Linked DNA regions of Homo sapiens: region 2 is linked to region 1. A link is an interaction called in ENCODE POLR2A ChIA-PET data of the cell type or tissue named here. Cell type or tissue: Panc1. All regions are shown on one strand. Links, peaks and the distances in the headings refer to the core of each region. The heading gives the core; the rest is flanking DNA.

What was found. Peaks named below come from ENCODE experiments on the same cell type or tissue, not always from the same donor. Only the 100,000 strongest peaks of a DNase experiment are listed, where the experiment ranks them.
Region 2: POLR2A ChIA-PET joins it to region 1 with 10 read pairs; 5 of 35 experiments call an interaction of 5 or more read pairs at or near these places.

What each region holds. Positions count from the first base shown.
Region 1 is chr19:40,723,080-40,727,462 of GRCh38, forward strand. ITPKC (inositol-trisphosphate 3-kinase C) reads left to right here. Exons shown (of 7, transcript NM_025194.3): 2 at 2,261-2,360. Among named protein-coding and RNA genes, the nearest start is that of ITPKC, 8.2 kb to the left of the region's middle. In Panc1, for the core only: no CTCF peak of the experiment used is centred there; no DNase peak of the experiment used is centred there.
Region 2 is chr19:40,430,883-40,435,265 of GRCh38, forward strand. No RefSeq gene overlaps it. Among named protein-coding and RNA genes, the nearest start is that of SERTAD1, 7.1 kb to the left of the region's middle. RefSeq lists enhancers at 2,358-3,186, 2,862-2,941 and a silencer at 3,052-3,341. In Panc1, for the core only: no CTCF peak of the experiment used is centred there; no DNase peak of the experiment used is centred there; H3K4me3 peaks cover 1,905 bases; H3K27ac peaks cover 2,324 bases.

The DNA of each region.
Region 1 (4,383 bases), core at 215-4,214:
GCCTCCCGAGTAGCTGGGACTGCAGGTGCCCGCCACCATGCCCAGCTAATTTTTTGTATTTTTAGTAGAGACGGGGTTTCACTGTGTTAGCCAGGATGGTCTCAATCTCCTGACCTCATGATCCGCCTGCCTCAGCCTCCCAAAGTGCTGGGATTACAGGCATGAGCCACTGCGCCCGGCCTAATTTTTAAACATTTTGTAGAGATGGGGTCTTGCTATATTGCCCAGGCTGGCCTCAATCTCCTGGGCTCAGTGGTCCTCCCACCTTGGTTTCCCAGTGTTGAGATTACAGGCGTAAGCCATCGTACCCGCTGCTTTTGTGGTTTCCTTTGTTCTCTCTCTCTTTGTCTACTTCTGTTCATCTTTTTCTTTTCATCATTACTTTGTATCTCTCTCTTTTAGTCTTCCTATATTTGTTTTGTTTTTTTTTTGTTTTTGAGACAGTCTTGCTCTGTCGCCCAGGCTGGAGTGCAGTGGCGTGTTCTTGGCTCACCGCAACCTCTGCCTCTCGGGTTCAAACGACTCTCATGCCTCAGCCTCCTGAGTAGCTGGGACTACAGGTGTGTATCACCACGCCCGGCTAATTTTTGTATTTTTAGTAGAGGTGGGGTTTCACCATGTTGGCCAGGCTGGTCTCAAACTCCTGACCTCAGGTGATCTGCCCACCTCACCCTCCCGAAATGCTGGGATTACAGGTGAGAGCCACCACACCCGGCCTATTTCTTTATCTTTTAGCAATTCTATACCTGTCTCTGTATTAGTCAGGGTAGGTCAGGATTTTCTGCAGTAACAAAGAGCCCCCAAATCTTAGTGACTTAGAACAACAAAGGATTATTTTGCTTTATACTACACATTGGTCACAGGTCAGTGGTGGGTCAAGGGCTCTGCTTCATGCTGTCTTCACTCAGGGTCCCAGGCTGAGGGAGCTTCCATTTCTTTTCTTACTCCCTCCCCCACTGGGGAACAAACGTGGCGAGTCATAAACTGGCTCTTAAGGCTCCTACCCGAAAGTGACACTTCTGCTCCCAGTTAATTGGCCAAAGCAAGGCCAGGTGTGGTGGCTCACACCTATAATCCCAGCACTTTGGAGACCAAGATGGGAGGATTGCATGAGGCCAGGAGTTCAAGACCAGCCTGGGCAACATAGCAAGATGCCATAAAGTAGCTGGGCATGGTGGCACACGCCTGTAGTCCTGACTACTCAGGAGGCTGGGATGGGAGCATCGCTTGAGTCCAGGAGTTGGAGGTTGCAGTGAGCTATGATGGTGCCATTGTACTGCAGTCTGGCTGACGGAGTGAGACCCGGTCTCTAAAACAAAACAAAACAAACAAAAAACAACAATCCCCAGTTCAGGAGGGCAGGGACATCCCTGAACTAATAGCTGGAGCTATGTGGTGAACAGCTGTCATGACTGCCACGGTCTCTGTCGCTGTCTCTGTCTCTCTGTCATCACTATGTCATCTGCCTCTCTGTTTCTGTCTCTCTCTGTGGTCCATCTCCATCCATCAACTCCTGCCTCTATAATTTTCCCCAAAAGGTCTGACCTGGTTTAGGGACAGAGATGGGGCTTCCAATATTTGACACTGGTCCCTACATAATGGCTTATGCCTGAAACCCCAACACTTTGGGAGACTGAGGCAGGTGGACTGCTTGAGGTCAGGAGCTCAAGACCAGCTTGGGCAACATGGTGAAACCCCATCTCTACTAAAAATACAAAAATTAGCCAGACATGGTGGCATGCACCTGTAGTCCCAGCTACTCGGAGGGTGAGGCAGGAGGATCACTTGAACCTCGGAGGCAGAGGTTGCAGTGAGCCAAGATCATACCACTGCACTCTGGACTAGGTGACAGAGACCCTGTCTCAATTAAAAAAAAAAAAAAAAGAAGATTTGGAACTGTGTATGTGCAGTGGAAGATGTAAGGGTTGTTTGTTAAACCACAACAAAACCTAGCCTGTCCTTACTCATAAGATCCTTACTCATAAGAGAAGGACAGAGAGACATAGATACAAAGAAAGTGATGACAGAGGGGAGAAATGGGCAAAGAATTTCCCCTATCTTGCTGAGGGCTTTGGGCGATCATGTGATTGCCGAACTAAGTGGGGCTCACTCACCCCAACAAGCCTGGGAACAGTGATCCCAGGAAGCCCCTGGCCCTGGAAAGACTGCAGGTCCCCTTTCGTTCCCTCTCATGGCAGCACCTCTAGCCCCTGCCTTCCCTGGCCTTGGCCCTGACCCCACCCTGCTCTGCTCCCTACAGAGCAAACCCTGGAAGAAGCTGAAGACAGTTCTGAAGTATTCACCCTTTGTGGTCTCCTTCCGAAAACACTACCCTTGGGTCCAGCTTTCTGGACATGCTGGTAAGTGGGGTGGTGGTGGACAGAGCTGGGCAGAGTCTCCTGGGCCAGGGAAAGGGATGTTCTCTGTAGTTTAGTTCCCCCACCTAGTGATGGGCTTGGTGACAGTCCCCACCTTATGGGACTGTTATGGGCAGTGCTTAGGCCTGGGCCTGGCCCTTCGTATGTCAGGGCAGAGGGCTATTCCTTGTTATTCTGGTGGAGAGAGGGAGCTTCAGACGGACCTGAGCTCAAACCCTAGTTCTGCTCTGTATTCATGGGTGACCTTGGGCAAGTTACTTTCCTTTACTGGGCCTCAGCTGCCCCATCTGTTAATGTGGAGATAACCTTACCTCCCTTGCAGGATTAACCGAAGAGTTAAAATCAAAATGTATATAAAGATTGAGGCCAGGCACGGTGGCTTACATCTGTAATCCTAGCACTTTGGCAGGCCAAAACAGGAGGATCGCTTGAGCCCAGGAGTTTAAGACCAACCTAGGCAATATAGTGAGACCCCGTTTCAATTAAAAAAAAAAAAAGATTGGCTGGGCGCAGTGGCTCATGCCTGTAATCCCAGGCCTTTGGGAGGCCGAGGTGGGTGGATCCCCTGAGGTCAGGAGTTTAAGACCAGCCTGGCCAATGTGGTGAAATCCCTTCTCTACTAAAAATAAAAAAATTAGCCAGGCATGGTGGCGGGTGCCTGTAATCCCAGCTACTCAGGAGGCTGAGGCAGGAGAATCACTTGAACCCGGGAGGTGAAGGTTGCAGTGAGCCAAGATCGCAGCATTGCACTGCAGCCTGAGTGACAAGAGCGAAACTTCGTCTCAAAAAAAAAAAAGACTGAGGCACAGGACTCTTATGAATGGAAATGATCACTCCTTGCCTTCTCCGCGTGTTCAGAGCATAGCAGGCCTTCAGTAAGTAGCAGCTGTAACATTTTGCCCCCAGGACCTTGCAAATGCCTGCAGCACAGAGTAGCACAATGGTGGCATATAGTGCTCTTTTGAAAGGCTAGGCCATAAATATCTTAGGTTTTGTGGGCCTATGGTCTCTGTCGCAACTACTCAGCTCTGCTGTTACAGCAGGAAAGCTGCCATAGACACTATGTAAACATATGAGTGTGTCTGTATTCCAATAAAACTTTATTTGCAAAAACCAGCAGCAGGCTGGACTAGAAAAGTGTGCCCATTGGCAAATGGCGACAGTAAGAGAATTTGTCTGCCTTGTTTGTCTTTAGATCTGACCTGGAAATAAGGCAAGACCCCCTAAAACTGTGTCAACACAAGTTTGCCATCTATATGTGTTCTGGTTACTATTGCTGAGTTTATTAAAAAAACAAAACTCAGCAGAGCACAGCGGCTCATGGCTGTAGTTCTAGCACTTTGGGAGGCTGAGGTGGGAGGATCACTTGAGCCCAGGAGTTTGAGACCAGCCTGGGTGACATAGTGAGACCTTGTCTCTACGAAAAATAAAGAAATTAACTGGGCATGGTGGCATGCACCTGTGGTCCCAGGTACTTGGGAGCTGAGGGTGGGAAGATCACTTGAGTCCAGGAGGTCTGGGATGCAGTGAGCCTTGATCGCACCACAGTACTCTAGCCTAGATGACCGAGTGAGACCCTGTCTCAAAAATAAATACGCCAGGGGCGGTGGCTCACGCCTGTAATCCCAGCACTTTGGGAGGCCAAGGCAGGCGGATCACGAGGTCAGGAGATCGAGACCATCCTGGCTAACAAAGTGAAACCCCGTCTCTACTAAAAATACAAAAAATTAGCCGGGCATGGTGGCGGGCGCCTGTAATCCCAGCTACTCGGGAGGCTGAGGCAGGAGAATGGCGTGAACCCGGGAGGCGGAGGTTGCAGTGAGCCGAGATAGCACCACTGCACTCCAGCCTGGGTGACAGAGCGAGACTCTGTCTCAAAAATAAATAAATAAATAAAATAAAATAAAATAAATACAAAACAAAACCCAAAAACCCCAAGACTTAGTGATGGTTAAAAAAAATAACTTAGTAGAATAAAACAATCATTTTATTGACCTCAGAAGTT
Region 2 (4,383 bases), core at 253-4,252, 290 kb before region 1:
TTCCCACAGCTCAGGAATTAACAAATGAGCTACTTGAAGAAGGTTAAGTCTCATTGCCAGTTTATGGGACGAGTATTTTTTTTTTTTTTTTTGAGACGGAGTTTCGCTCTTGTTGCCCAGGCTGGAGTGCAATGGCACAGTTTTGGCTCACCACAGCCTCTGTCTCCTGGGTTCAAGAAATTGTCCTGCCTCAGCCTCCCGAGTAGCTGCGATTACAGGCATGCACCACCACGCCTGACCAATTTTGTATTTTTAGTAGAGACGGGGTTTCTCCCTGTTGGTCAGGCTGGTCTTGAACTTCTGACCTCAGGTGATCCGCCTGCCTCGGCCTCCCAAAGTGCTGGGATTACAGGCATAAGCCACCATGCCCGGTCCACGCCTGGCTCTTAAATTTTTTTGTAGTGATGAGATCTTACCATGTTGCCCAGGCTGATCTTGAACTCCTGGACTCAAGTGACCCTCTTGCCTTGGCCTCACAAAGTACTGGGATTATAGTTGTTCCCTGTCCAACAACTATCAAATAAATCTAGGTGAGATAGTATTCAGATGCTCAGAATACTTTTTTTCCCCATCTTTTCTATGTGCTTGAATTTTTAATAATAAAATTAAGGTAAGATGCTAATTAGAACCAGGCCCCCACTAGGCAAATTCACATTTTCTGCCCTCCAGAATCCATTTTTATGGCTGGCAAAAGGGACGCCTGGACCTGGAGTCTCCCAGTGGCTTACTCCAGGTCATACACTGAAGGAAAAGGAAATTTTCCTTCATGCTTGTAGTTTCAGCTGCTTCAGAGGCTGAGGTGGGAGGATCGCTTGAACCTGGGAGACAGAGGTTGCAGTGAGCCAGGATCAGGCTGCTGCTGCGCTGTACTCCATCCTGGGCGACAGAGCAAGACTCTGTAAAAAAAAAAAAAACAAAAAACAAAAAACAAAAAACAAGAACAAGAGCTCAGAGGAATCATCTGATTAATATATATTTATTAAGCACCTACTATGTGGTGGCCACTGTTGTAGATGGTGAGGATACAGCACTGGGTAAATTTCACAGAGTCTCCCCTCTCATGGAACAGGGTAGGAGGTGAAGAGAGAAAATATATATGAAAACGAATGCATTCATTGATTTGCAAACATTTATGTCTTGAGCCCCTTTTGTGTGCCAGACACTGTTATAGGCACTGAAGAAAGGGCAGTGAAATTATAGATGAAAATCTCTTATGGGAGCAGATGAACAATAAACAAATTACCTTGGCCGGGCGCCGTGGCTCACGCCTGTAATCCCAGCACTTTGGGAGGTCGAGGCAGGCCGATCACTTGAGGTCAGAAGTTCGAGACCAGCCTGACCAACATGGTGAAACCCCATCTCTACTAAAGATACAAAAGTTAGCCGGGTGTGGTGGCAAGTACCTGTACTCCCAGCTACTTGGGAGGTTGAGGCAAGAGAATTGTTTGAACCCGGGAGGCAGAGATTGCAGTGAGCCGAGATCGTGCCACTGCGCTCCAGCCTGGGTGACAGAGCAAGACTCTGTCCGAAAAAAGAAAAGAAAACAATCTAAACAACAACAACAACAAAAATTGAAAAAAAGACAGCAAATTAAATCAATTTAATTTGCATTTTTAGTAGAGATGGGGTTTCGCCATGTTGATCAGGCTGGTCTCGAACTCCTGACCTCAGGTGATCCGCCCGCCTCGGCCTCCCAAAGTGCTGGGATTACAGGCATGAGCCACCACGTCTGGCCAGTTTTTTTTTAATTTTTTATTTGTAGAAGCAGAGTATCCCCATGTTGCCCAAGCTGGTCTTGAACTCCTGGGCTCGAGTGATCCTCATGCCTCCGATTCCCAAAGTGCTGGGATTACAGGAGTGAGCCACCTGGCCGCCGGGTCTACTTCTTTTGTTTCATCAGGTCTCTGCTGAATTGTCACCTCTTCAGACATAACACATCCTCCTCCCCAAAGCTGCACATCTCTCAGCTCACTGCAACCTCCAATCTCCTGAATTCAAGCAATTCTCCTACCTCAGCCTCCCGAGTAGCTGGGATTACAGGCGCCTGCCACCATGCCCGGCTAATTTTTTTTTTTTTTAATAGAGACGAGGGTTTCATCATGTTGGCCAGACTAGTCTCGAACTCCTGACCTCAAGTGATCCACCCGCCTGGGCCTCTCAAAGTGTTGGGATCACAGGCATGAGCCACTGCACCCGGTCTGCTTTTTTCTTTTCCTTTGCAATTACCTGCTCCTAAGGTACTAGATAATTTGTGTGGTTTTTTTGTTTTGTTTTGTTTTGAAAGTAGCCCGGCGTGATGGCAGGCGCCTGTAGTCCCAGCTACTCGGGAGGCTGAGACAGGAGAATTGCTTGAACCCGGGAGACGGAGGTTGCGGTGAGCCGAGACGGTGCCACTGCCATCTCAAAAAACAAAAACAAAAACAAACAAAAAAATTAGCCGGGCGTGCCTGTAGTTCCAGGTACTTGGAAGGCTGAGGTAGGAGAATCACTTGAACCTGGAGTTTGAAGCTGCAGTGAGCTATGATCGCCCCACTGTACTCCAGCCTGGGCGACAGAGAACGACTCTGTCTCAAAAAACAAACAAACCAAAACAAATGAGAGAGGTAGGAAAACTAGAGGAAGAGCATTCCAGGCAGAGGCGAGAGCCAGTGCAAAGGCTCTGAAGTGCTGCCTGTCAGGAGACAAGGCCAGGGCAGCTGGACTGGGAGCTGCCGGGAAGGAGGTCCGAGAAGTGAGGCCTTTTAGCCTACTCTGTGGACCTTTGTTTTTTACTCCGAGCGGGATGAGAAGACCCTGGAAGATGAATCGATGAGAAAAATAATTTCCGTTTCCGTTCAGTGACTTGAAGAAAACAAAATAAGACGGGATAATCGCCTGTAACCAGGGTGGTCCTAGAGAGAGATTCTTCGAGGCGTTGACATTGGAGCTGGGGCCAGAAAATGGAGACGGAGCCAGGAATTCAAAGGCTGGGGGAAGGGAGAAGAGGAGAGGCCGGGCCTGGGGAAATGAAACCATCGGCGAAGCCACCGGGCCCGGCAGGCCTGGAGAGAAGCCTCCGCCTGCTGGGGAGGGAGGCAGGGAGGGGGGTCGGGAGGCGCGGCCCGCCCCGTCCGGCCTCTGGGGAGGGAGGAGGCGCCAGGCCGGCTCCCGGCCGCGGCCGCCTCCCGGGTACCCCGGCCGGCCCAGGGCGGAGGGTGGGCAGCGGGGAGGGACTGGGCCTTCCCGCCACGCCCAGGGCGGGCCGCGGGCCCATCCCCCGCCGCGGAGGAGGGCAGGTTGGGGAACGTGGACACTGCCCTCGGGGACTCGGTTCCTTCTGCAGGGCCAGCCTTTCCACTTCTGTGGCCAGTTCTTTTTAACAAGTGCGGTGTTAAGGAAGGCGCTGGGCCTCTCGGAGCCTCAGTTTTTTCATCTGGAAAGAGGGTGCTCCTCTTACTGGCCTCATCGCGGTGCTAAGGAACTGTGCGATTCCCCTTCCCAGGGTTATCTTCAGGGCAGGCAGAGAGCTGCAGGGAAAGGGGGAGGGCGGGGCACGGTGGCTCACTTTTTAAACAAAAAGTTTGTTTGTTTGTTTCCAGACGAAGTCTTGCTCTGTCGCCCAGGCTGGAGTGCAGTGGCGCCATCTCGGCTCACTGCAACCTTCGCCTCCCGGGTTCAAGCAATTCTCCTGCCTCAGCCTCCCGAGTAGCTGGGATTACAGGCGCCCGCCACCACACCCGGCTAATTTTCAGTAGAGACGGGGTTTCACCATGTTGGCCAGGCTGGTCTCGAACTCCTAACCTCGTGATCCGCCTGCCTCGGCCTCCCAAAGTGCTGGGATTACAGGCATGATCCACCGCGCCTGGCCTGTTTGTTTTTGAGACGGAGTTTCGCTCTTGTCGCCCAGGCTGGAGTGCAGTGGCCCCATCTCAGCTCACTGCAATCTCCACCTCTCCGGTTCAAGCAATTATCCTGCCTCAGCCTCCGGAGTAGCTGGGATTACAGGCAGCTGCCACCTTGCCCAGATAATTTTTGTATTTTTAGTAGAAATGGGGTTTCACTATGTTGGCGAGGCTGGTATTGAATTCCTGACCTCAAGTAATCCGCCTGCCTCAGCCTCCCAAAGTGCTGGGATTGTAGGAGTGAGCCAGGGCGCCCTACCTGTTTTTGTTTTTGAAACAGGGTCTTGCTCTGTAGCCCAGGCTGGAGTGCAGCAGTGGGATTTCCTCTCACTGCAACCTCTGCCCATTATGGGCTCAAGCGATCCTTCTACCTCAGCCTCACTAGTAGCTGGGACTACAGGTGAGCACCACCACACCCAGTTTTTTTGTTTTTTTTGTTTTTTTGGTTTTTTTTTTGAGTAGAGACAGGACCTCAGGGCCTTGCCATGTTACCCCAGGCTGG